2 separate regions of the Mus musculus genome follow, and region 2 is linked to region 1. Evidence: chromatin contacts called from ENCODE Hi-C data. All regions are on one chromosome and are shown on one strand. Each heading gives the region's core, a stretch centred on a gene start or an enhancer-like site at or near the end of the contact. The rest is flanking DNA. Distances are from core to core; before and after follow the strand shown.

Region 1 (5,853 bases), core at 1,919-4,418:
AAAAGGGGAAGGGGGTGTTTTTAAAACTTTTAAATAATACAGCATCAGCCACATAGAAGACAGTTAAATGTGAGTCTTGAGAAGTCTACTCTCATGTCTTGGGTGTATACTGCGCTTTTCCTAAATCTCTCTTTCCCCTAATGTCTAATCGGTTAAATCGTAAATCGGTTACTACTTTTTTCCCTATAAACTCTTACTCTGCTTCATTCAGACTCAGACTGAAATTCTTTTCTGCAGTGAAGTCCAGAAGCCAGGCTGCACCTGGAGGAGGTCTCTGAGAGACCTCCCCAGATTGCTGCAGGCTACAGGGTAGAGCTGAGTCACCTACAACCACTGAGAAAATGAAGAAGAGTAGACAGAGTTCTAGAGAGACACTGGAACCGCCCCTCCCTCCTTCCCCAGTCCCCACCCCTCCTCTCTACCCCAGTGAAAGTGTGCCTATATGTTCAACACACACACACACACACACACACACACACACACACACACACACACACAGATGACTGACTGAGGCCTAGGTGCATGGCCCTTAAAGAAGAGGTTCTGGGATCAGAATGCAGCTAATGTTTCATTTGACTGAGTTGGTCATATAAGGGTGTCTTTTTGCAATTTGCCTCTAATTTGCAGAAGGGCATCATTTTGCTCGCCACAACCGTATTAACACACACGTTACCTTTCACCACTTAAAACCCAACCAGTAAGAACAAACTTTGAGTTGTCTTCTGTCTCCTATAGGAAAACCCCCAGAATGCATAGCGCTCCTGATAACCTAAAAGCTGAAGGAAGAGCTGTGCCTCCGATCTCAATAGGGCAGGGGCTTACATTTCATAATGGACTGTCCTCAGCAAACCTCAAAACAGAGCTCCCCACCCCCGTCCTAGGAAAGAAAACGGGCCTCAGAAAAGCTGTCTCCATTCTCCTTCCCAGCAGTGTGCAATACACAGCATTAAAATCTGTTCATGTGATGCCAGATAGCTGGTCAATTCATTAGAAATGCAGTCATTCACACAGACCTTTGGTCCTCACACAATGCCAGTCATCAGCCTGACAAACTTGACCAAATGGATTCAGTACTTTTTTGGTCATGAAGCCCTGGTCCATAATAGCAGGGTAGTAAGAGATAGGAAAAAAAGAAAAAGAAAAAAGAAAAAGAAAAGAAGGAAAGGAAATGATAAAAGGGATTTTGAAAGCAAGTAATAAATACTATTGTCATTAGATTCTTAGGCTTGGCTCTGGATGCTTGGATTAAAGCCTCCTTTTTCCTTTTAAAAAATCAGAGTGGGAGTTCTCTGTTCACAAGCCCCCACCCCACAGCTCCGGCATCTTCCCAGCAGGTCAGTCCCCTCCCACCGCATCCTGGGTCAGGGCTGACTCAAGGAGGCCGCTGAGAACGTGTCAGGGAAGGAGGACATGACCAAAGCGCTGAAAATTAGAGTCCTCCGAGAGGAGCCCCGGAATAATGCAACCAAATTCATTCACCAGAGAGATCTTTAAGTGGCTCTCAAATGGCACCCATCACACAAGCAAGCCTCCGCGCCTTTGCAGAGAGCACAATAGGTACCAGATGAGTCACAGGCACCTTGGATTTTTAGTTTGCATCTAAATAAGCACTTTATATTTGCAAAGGGCTTTCCAGTCATTTGCAAAAAGCTTTCTCCTTCAACAACTCCACCAGGGGAGTCCACAGAACTAAAGATTTATTGAGCCCCCTGTCTGACCAAATAAAAGGTGGTGAAAAGCTGCCTTCAGAGCTCTGGGCTCATTAAACCCAGGCAGGGAGTTAGAGTCAGGCCCTCCCACTCAGACCGGGCTCGTCTTTCCCCCAGCAGTCACGGCGAGAACCCCCCACTTGAGGTTAATGATAGCTTCAGCTGGACAGTCATGATATTAAGACCTTAATGAGCGATCGGCCACGTCGACCGAGAATCAGAGGGCGCTCCATGTGTGCTGAAGGTCCTGCTGTCCCTCGTCACAAGTCCCAAGCTAGACCCTGATCTTCCAGAGATTTAGACAGTCCCCCATTCTTGACAAAAGTTAGGGAAGGTCACCTGTGAAGGTCACGCCTGCAGCGCACCACTAGAAGTATAATTTCCTGTTATCCTAATTTGTGTGAATGCACAGGCAACAAAAACAAATATAGCTATCATTTATAAACAGTCCAGCAAAGTAGGTACATTGTCCCATTACATGTGCACATGTCAGTGGGCGTATGCGTATGTACACACACACACACACACACGGGTGGGGTGACTAGAATCACAAAGCTATTAGGTAATAGATGAATGGAACCAAAAGTCACTGCCCATCTTTTTATTTCCCCAGGGCTGGGGATGGAACCTACCACTTAGAATGTGCTAACCTTTGCATTCTTCCATGGAGAGACAGCTCCAGGGTTATGTTAGCTCAAGCCACCAACACAAGTCTGTGATCCTCCTGCCTCCACCTTCACCCCCTGAATGCTGACCTTGTAGGCATGTGCCACCAAGCCAGCTTGTGCAGCCAATATCTCCTACAATAAACTGCCCTGGAGCCTCACCCTGGGGCCCCTAGCTGTTAAGTCACACTGCCAAGTTCAGTATCTAAGCCTTACAGCAAAGCGACTCTAGGCTGTTTGGTTCCTTGTGCCCGTTTAACATCAACAACTACCCCAGCCCTTCAACAGTGGCTCACACAAGAAAGTTCTCGACACTTGTCTGATAAATAAATTTAATGTGCACTGCCTGACAACCAGGAGGGGGAAAAAATCACAATCATAAAACCTAAAGTCACACAGAACAATCATGAATCTCTTAGGCTAGCCCAATAATGATGGCGATACAGTAAGAACTGCCTTTTGGATTTTAAGTTGTATTAAAAAACAAACAAACAAACAAAAAACTTCACAAATGTAATCTCATTCAATAGCTGTGAACAGTTCTGTTAGACAGAAAATTTGAGTCAGAAAACTCCAGCCGCGGGCCTCACTGTCTGACAAGCTAGCTGCAAAGCTGGATTTCAGCCCTAGGGCTTTACCAGAGCGAACATTGACTGCACTCGGGTCGGCTGAGTACTCTACAGGAGAGAGGGCCGAAAGAACTAGATGCTGCAACACAAAGAAGGGAGTGGGACTGGGAACACCTCCAAGGGAGGTGGCCCTAGCCAGGGTTCCTTCTCCAGCCAAGCCGCGCCAAGCCAAGCCTGACCCAGCGCCTCCGCGGTTGGCCTTGAGCAAATCGCTCAGAGAGGAAACCAGAGGCTAAACAAGTCTCGCAGGGTGAGAATGCGGGGTCCTCGCAGGGCTCCAGGAACTAAGTGGGGAGGTTTTCCGGCTCTGCCTCCCCACAGAGCCTGGAGAGCCCCCAGGTGAGTCGTGAACTTCTCACCCCGGCAGAGCTGGCGAAGTTCTTGCTGCATTTTGGTGCCCTCCAATGGTGGATTTTGGAACAGCCTCGAGGTCTTAGCCACCCACCTATGACATGCTGGAGGGGGCCTCATTTATTCTAACGGCTTAATCATTTAAGAAGAAGAAGGGGGGAAAAAAAACATACTGTGACAATAAAAGACTGTAGTCTTGTCTCTCATCTCTTACCCCAAGTGAGCAAGAAGGTTTGACAGAAATTCTCCCTAATGCAGACTCTCTCAGACTTGTCTAATAAGATACATTAGATGTTAAAAATACACGTCTCTGGGTTTTACTTTAGAAGTACCTCATGGAAACCACTAGGGAAATAACTTGGGGACGTTCATTTTAACAGTACACCCCCACACTCTCCAACTCCCACCCCCACGTTCCCCACACCCTAACACGCTGGCAATTAGCAGAGTCAAGATACTTGGGGAGGTTCAGTTCTGAGCATTCACACTGGTCTCCCGAGTACAAACAAGTGGGATGCCAGCAAACCCATGTTTCCCTGCAGGGCTAAGACAGCTACATGTGCCTTGGACAGGGAATGGGGTCCTTGTCAAAGGCACTGGTCCTAGAGATGGGAGACCTGGCTCTGCAAGGACAACTCCAGTCTGAAACTTTAGATCTATCCTGCCTTCCCTGAAGTTCTGGCTCCTCTCATAAAAAGAGCTACGTTCAGTATAGTCTCTTGCTCATAGAAGTGATGGAGCCTCCAAAGAGCTGATGAGCATTAAAGTGTGTTTAAGACAGCATGCCATTCCCACTAGTGTGCTAGAACCATGCTGGTGAGAGCAATATTCCAGGAATGTTTCAAGTTGGTAATCAAGCCTTTGGTGGTGGCTTGACATGAGCAGTGGTGGGAGTATTTGCGCAACAAAAATTGATGCATGTTACAAATTGGGGCTTTGTGTGTGTGTGTGTGTGAGAGAGAGAGAGAGAGAGAGAGAGAGAGACAGAGAGACAGAGAGACAGAGACAGAGAGACAGAGAGAGACAGAGAGAGACAGAGAGAGCAAGAGAGGAAAAGAAAGAAAGAGGAAAAGAAAGAGAGAGGAAAAGAGAGAGAATTGTTAGCACATCACTGAATATTTAGCATGTCTGGATTCTTTTACCCGTTAATTTTTTTTTGCCCACACATTTTGGTGTGTGATGTTTTTGTTTATTTTCAGTTTTTATAATAACATTTTATATATAAAAAAGCTAGTATGAAAAACAAGGAGGACTTTGCCTACAGCAAGCCCAAGCCAAAGAACGTGGTTGCCATCTTCCCACTCTCCAGACTTCAGCTAGCTGTAGCAGTTCCTCCATGACAGCAGCAGGATTTAAGTCTCAGCCCCTCCTCCAAAGGCTCCTGGGGTCACCATGAAGTGACCCTAGTGACCACATTTGATTTGGAGCCCTAGCAGAAAAGAAGTCCTCAAACTGATAGGCCTGGAGGACCACCAGGTGGGGGTGTGCTGTGTAACTGCTCCAGAAGAAAAGAATGGGGCTACCATGGACCCCCTTGGAATCCATGGGGACTCAACAGACTTTAACTCAAGAACCCCATTTCTCCCTCTTCAGAAGGAAGCCACTCGCTCTCATCTCAAGACTCACAGCAGTCTTTATGCTGTTCTGTCAGGAACACAGGTGTTAATTCTTGGAAAGTAGCTACATAAGAGGCACAGGTGGAACACGGACATTGGACACACAGGGACAAACAGGGAACATCGCTCAACCTCTGCTCACCCAGCATGCATCTTGCTTTCCCTCAGCCCAAGCTTTGCGGTGTACAAGGCAGAGTAAGGAGGCTCCTGCCCTAAATCTGGCATCCTGCCTCCCCGGAAACCAAAAAGACAAAAATTGTCGCTCTATATTTAGACCCATATCTAAATTCCCCGGAGCCTGGCTCAAGGATTAGACCGTTCTCTCATGGCCACTGAGACGGGCGATAGCTGCCTACTTGCTTCGCACATGGACCTCTAGGGAATACTGAGCTATAAGATGCTTTGAGCCGTTTGGGAACCTAAACCAAATGGCTAATCTCTCTCCATCGGTGAGACAAGCCCAACGATGGCTTAAGATACTGACACTCAGGATGTCAGTGCAATTGATTGGCACTGAAACATTATAAGTTCAAAGACAAAAGTATCTGTCTGAGAGATACTAGGGAGGCTACGATTGAACTCCCAGGGAGAAGGATGGATAGAGGGCTAGACAAAGACTGTAGGAAAATATCCACCAGCAAGGCCAGCTTGGCTGAAGCATGAGTGCATGCCAGGAATCAACAGAAGATCATGTTCACAAAGGAAGCTGAGCTCATGCTGAAGAAAATCAATTTTAGCCTGTGTGTAAAAGAGGAACCAATGACAGTATATTTATTTTCTGCTGCGGTGGGACAAATTATCACAGGTTTAAAAATATAAACTACAACCACTTTAACCTCACAATCCCCGTAGGTCGGAACACCGCAGAGTAGTCATGGTTTGC
Region 2 (5,853 bases), core at 1,851-4,350, 180 kb before region 1:
TTTCACCTTCCTAACAGGCCAAAATACTGTCTGCAGTTTAAGGCACGCATGCTTCCCATGAAAGATGACAGTGGGCATGTTTTAAGAGATAGTTGGCCAGCCTCTCGTAGCCACTGTAAATTATACTGAGGACACAAGGACAGCAAAGACCAGCTGAGCTGCAAGCATGTTTACAGCTGATGGCAGTGCCTCAACTAAAAATAACATACATGCTTGTCTCCAAGGGAATCTCTCATTTACAGAAACTTTACAAATGTAAACACTGTGTATAGGCCGAGCTCTTTAGCAATAAGCCTTCCCCAGATTCTCCTTTTTCAATCTAAAAATTAAACTCTCTTTTAGCCCTAGGATCCTGCACTTCATACTTCCCCATAAGAATGCTTTCATTCAAGATCCCTTATGTTAGAAATACCAAGAAAATTGTCTAATTAGAGAGAGTTCCATACGATGAAACATAAATATGAGGCATTCGATCCAGAATCTGGCATAGTAAACATTCAGTGTGTGGGTGTTCGTTTTCTTGCTATGATACATGATACAGCAGCGTCTTCAGAATGGAAAAATGAGAGCCACAGTCAAGGCCCTTAGTTAAATGGAAGTTGACTCAAGTTTAAGGAGTAGATCCCTTGGCCTGCTACACATTCTCTGATAGGGTCTCGGGCTTGGGGCTTTAGGCACCCTGAGGCAGATGTCTACTTTGGCCTGTCAGTAATGAGATGGAAGAGGTAGAGCATACACTTTAGAGAGGTTTTGTCATCTGTCAAAATCAGAAAAGAGCAAGTGTTGAGAATCAATATTAATAATTTAAAAAAGCAAGTCTTTTAAACAATTATCCAAAGTGATGTCCCAGACCCATGTACTTTTAGGGGTCCCCATGTCGCCATCCACTGACTAGTCTTACCTTACTATTTTTAACTAGCTAGATGATTTGGTTTCAGAGCCAATGGCAGACAAAGCAATAAACACACAAGAAAAAAGGGCCGTGCCAGCTGGCTAAGAAAAAAAAAAAAAAACAGAAAAAACTATTTTAGAAATTAACCTAAAAGTTCAAAAAGCATATGGAACCGTTTAATGGGGGGAGGATGTAGCCTTGTAATAAGAATGCCATGCAAATATTCCCACACCGCCCTTGGTGGTCTACAAAGTGATTCCATGTGTATTTCATGTCAACACCATCACAGGGAGGTAAGCAGGACGGTGTACCTCAGAGGTTCTTGGTGATTTGTTATGATGGCGCACAGGGTGTTGGTGTCTATGCTTGAACAAGGCTCAAGACGCAATGGTTGTCCACCATCCATTCAGCTGTCACAGCCAGCAAGGTCAACCTGCAGGACAGTGCAATCAACACAGAATAGCCAGTTCATTCTCAGGAAAACTTCTATCAGCAATAATGTGTGCATTTATTAGGCCGAGTAGTGGAAATGGAGACTTTCTGAAAAGAATCAACTTATAAAGCCAATATTCTCACTTCACAATGATTATAGCAAGCCCTTCCCTATAGCAAAAGCTATATATTTAGCTCTTATATTTGTTTGATAATATTACCTGGAAATGTGTATATCTTCAATAATGGTCCTGAGGATGGCGCCTACAAAGCACCTTCTTGGGTTTTCTTCCAAATGACCTTTGAAGAGTTGGGTGGATCCGTGTTCATACTTAACACGAGAGCAGTTTCTGGTCATGGGGAAATGGAAAGCTCTAGACTCTCCTGGCTTTCTTAAAACAAGCTTGCTCTGAAAAGGAGGCCAGAGAGGCCTAGATCTTTCCAATCAAGGATGATCCATAAAGCAATCAATTTTTACTTTTTTTTTTTTTAACTTTTTGTTTTTCTTTGCTGTTGTCTTGTTTTCCTGTCTCTCATTCTCCCACTCTGGCTGTGTCTTGTTCTGTCCTGCTTGCTGTCTCCTCCCGCCTCACCAGGTGAGAAGCCCCACCAGTGCAGCATCTGCTGGCGCTCCTTCTCCTTGAAGGATTACCTTATCAAGCACATGGTGACGCACACCGGCGTGAGAGCGTACCAGTGTAGCATCTGCAACAAGCGCTTCACCCAGAAGAGTTCCCTCAACGTGCACATGCGCCTGCACCGCGGGGAGAAGTCCTATGAGTGCTACATCTGCAAAAAGAAGTTCTCCCACAAGACCCTGCTGGAGCGACACGTGGCCCTGCACAGTGCCAGCAACGGGACCCCTCCGGCAGGCACGCCCCCAGGTGCCCGCGCGGGTCCGCCAGGCGTGGTGGCCTGCACAGAGGGGACCACTTACGTCTGCTCCGTCTGCCCAGCAAAGTTTGACCAAATCGAGCAGTTCAACGACCACATGAGGATGCATGTGTCTGACGGATAAGTAGTACCTTTCTCTCTTTCTTACGAACCAAACAAAACGACAACAAAAGAAATAAACAAGCAAACAAACAGACAAAAAGCTATGGCACTAGAATTTAAGAAATGTTTTGGTTTCCTTTTTACTTTCTGTTTTTGTTTCTGTTCCGTTTCATTTTGTACTACATGAAGAACTGTTTTTTGCCTGCTGGTACATTACATTTCCGGGGGCTTGGGTGGATAATACTTTTCCCAGTCCCCCTTGGATGGTGGCCTTAAGGCCTGGTAGTGCTTCAGGAGGTCCACTGGTTGGATCTCTAGCTACTGGCCTCTAAATACAACCCTTCTTTACAAAAACAAAAAACAAACAAACAAAAAAAAAGACAAAAACAAAAACAAAACAAAAAAAGCAAAAAAACCACACACATACACACACACACAAAAAAAAAGAAACAAAAAAATCTTTTAAAAAAGTTTTAAAAAAATGTTTAAAAAAAAAAGAAAAATTGTTTTTCCACTCGTGAAGAGCACTACAGAGTTTCTTAGGAGCTGTAAGGCCTGCTGTCTTTAAATACACCGCTCACAGTGTTTCAGAGAACAGTTCACTCTTCTGGCCACTTGGACTTCACAGTAAGCAGTTTAAACTGTGGAATATCACTTCTGGTTGAAAACCCAGAGGAATGGCCCTGCTGTTTCCACCTACCATGCTGTCTGATGTCATTAAAGGGCTCTGGGATGGGAGGGGTCGGTGAGCCCAGTGGTGTCAACAAAGGCGGGGTGGCAGGCTTCTCCCCCAGGTCTGCCTGGTCCACACACCCTGGCCCACCTCCTCCACATCCCGCCCCTTTCAGCAGAAGCCAGGAAGACTCGGACAAGCAACAGTGGCTATCGTATTTATTCAGTGTCTTGGCTGAGCCACAGCCTCAGCACAATCAAGAGGGACTTTCATGAAAGGCAGGAATGCAGAGAAAAACAAAGATTACAGATTTGCACCTATGTTTCTAGGTACAAGAGAAGGATTATTTCCAACAATCTTTGCAAAAAAAAAAAAAGTGTCAGGATATATTCTTGTGGAAGAGAAAAAGAAAGAGAAATGGAGGGTGGGGGGAACAGTAAAAGTTCTTGAGGCTTTTTTAATTCAAAAATTTATAGAGGGGCAAAAGTGATGTTTACCAGATAGAATGCTGATTTTTTTAATATATTTACAACAGTATTTGTGTAAAAAAAACAAAAAAGTGAGATTGTTAAAAGTGATTTTTTTCTCCTTTTGGTTCCGCATACACTGCCGTCGTTCCCTTTACTTTGTCTCACACATATATATATTTTTTGGTAAGTCAAGACTGTTAAGGTTAGCGATACTGCTTCCAGATAGAAAGAATAGAAGGCAACTAAAGTTATATTTGAAAGAGAGGAAGGATATTTTCTTCATATTTTTTTTCTTAATTTTTATTATTTTAAAGTATTGCCTGGGTTGCTAAGGGCCTCCGAGGCCCGCCCACCCTGCTGTAATTTCAACTGCTGCTCTGTTTTCGATGCATAGATCTTTGACTTCTAGCAGGCTTCAGTGGAGCGAGCCACTGAACAGTTATCACCTATCTATCTAGAATTCTGTCCTTTATCATGGGAGGGGTGTGCTCTTTTACAAGCAGATTTCTTCCTTCTCCAAAATTTCACTGAGCTCTTAGGATTCTAGAGTTCCATGAGCCTTGCTTTGTTTCCTCTGGTGAAACACTAGTGGTCCAGACACCTTGACACAGGGGTCTGTTTCCTTCATGGTCCTCACTCCTCTCCCCTGCCTGCTCACCCTCTCAGAGCACTGTGTGGGCGTCACTCTGAGAAGCCTGTTACAAACCACAGTGCATTGATGCCAAAACTCCTCCCTTCCTTTCACGGCCTCTGACTGCCCACCATAGCTCACAGGGCTGAGTTAGGATGGTCATTCTTTAGTTGATTGTTGACTCTTGCTTTTTTGGAGGAATTAACAGTTTCTCTGTGCTAACATCCAACTTTCAAAAGGCCATGAATCTCCAGCATCATCCTGGATGCTGCTCTTTCTAGTTGGGATTTCTCTCTTTGGTGTTGATCAAGAAATCATAAGATTTTCCAATTATATACAGAGTCCTGAAGGGGTTCCAGCTTAAAAAAAAAAAAAACGGGACTTTTAAAACCTAGATAATACTCACTAAGTAATTTTATGACTGGCCATGTTTTAGCACACTTAAAAGGAAAAGTAACTATTCCAATAACACAGAAACACAAAACTACATTTTTTTTTAAAAAGGAGATTTTCTTTTTAAATTGCTCTACATTTTAAATCAGTTTTCTTCCTAATTTTCCTGTTAGCATTTTATTTACAAAAAAAAAAAATGCAGCAAATGAGGGAAAATTTTCCAAGGCAAGCAACTCTATAATGACTAAATTGGTTTTATTCATATATTTTAGACAATTGGTTAACTTGAATCTTTTCCATAAGTTCTTTGTGATGTTTAGTAGTTTGTGCAACTGGAGTATTTGTGGCGTTGAAGTTGGTCTTATGGTGCTTAATTCAGTGGATTTTTTGCTAGAAGTTGTAGTGTGGCTTTGGATGGGTAACTTACTACTGAGTATCACTTATCGTGATTTCTAAGAAGGGGACACCCAAAAAACTTGTGTGACCTGTTTTAAAAATTAGCTTCAGAAATGCAAAAGTTCTCCCTATTACCCCCCCCTGCTGTTTTGCTGTTGTTAATATTGGAAGTCAGGCGTGACCTGATGTTCCTGTACCACCGAGAGAGGGAGCATTAGGTCACAAGGTCATGGAATCATTTGGAAATATGAGTTGTTCAACCCATCAAGGAGGAAAAAAAAAAAAAACTGATGCTGTGATATTCTTTTCTTAATCTGGAGGGAAAAAAGACATGAAATCACTCACCATATAAAGCAAGGGAAAGAAAGCAGAGGCCCAGCGTCAGGCATCCTCACTGTTGACGGGAGCACATTGAAAGATGTGTTTCCAGTCAGAGCTCAGTAAAGTAGCCAGCACTCAGACTGATCCTGGGAACACTTAACCTTGCGTGCCATTCGGTCCCATTCCCATCTGCTCACTACACCTGAAAGAATCCCGTTTGTCTTCATGCTAATGTGCCATTGTCAAAAAGCTAAGCAACTGGGTTAAAGATCCAACATTTGTTGTAGAGCATGGGAAAGAAAAGAAAAGAAAAGAAAAGAAAAGAAAAGAAAAGAAAAGAAAAGAAAAGGACACCAGATGACTTGAAACTCTGAGACACATTCTTTTCCTATAAAGGGAATATCTTCTTTTAAAACGTGTGAGGAGATCCCTGAGGAATTCTTGGTCAGGTCCTACCTACTGTACAGGCTCAGTCCTACTGTACAGGCTCAGTCCTGCTGTTTTACCCCAAACATCTCCCAACCTAAAATACTGCTTTCTAGAACTGAAGGACACTCCGTTGGCATCAGAACTCTAAAGGAAAGTCGCTTCTATAGTGCTGGTGCTGTATACCTGGCCTCTCGAGGGCTGTTTTCCAACTGCACTGCAT

The links. Hi-C counts contacts between places; a loop is a spot of excess contacts on that map.
Region 2: a loop to region 1 is called in a map of adrenal gland, with 3 times the contacts of the local background. The contact joins two enhancer-like sites. A Hi-C loop is called at or near these places in 6 of 37 maps with a recorded cell type or tissue (adrenal gland, gastrocnemius and left cerebral cortex).

The regions. Positions count from the first base shown.
Region 1 is chr16:43,798,827-43,804,679 of GRCm38, forward strand. All of the region lies in intron 2 of Drd3 (dopamine receptor D3), which reads left to right. Among named protein-coding and RNA genes, the nearest start is that of Gm26074, 32 kb to the right of the region's middle. Within about 2 kb of position 3,169, at least 2 of the 3 ENCODE cell types and tissues checked have a DNase peak (open chromatin) inside an H3K27ac peak, as active enhancers do; they include gastrocnemius, where a contact is called at or near this core.
Region 2 is chr16:43,616,403-43,622,255 of GRCm38, forward strand. It overlaps Zbtb20 (zinc finger and BTB domain containing 20), which reads left to right. Exons shown (of 11, transcript NM_001285805.1): 11 at 1,921-2,726. The coding sequence ends at 2,342. Among named protein-coding and RNA genes, the nearest start is that of Mir568, 21 kb to the right of the region's middle. Within about 2 kb of position 3,101, at least 2 of the 3 ENCODE cell types and tissues checked have a DNase peak (open chromatin) inside an H3K27ac peak, as active enhancers do; they include gastrocnemius, where a contact is called at or near this core.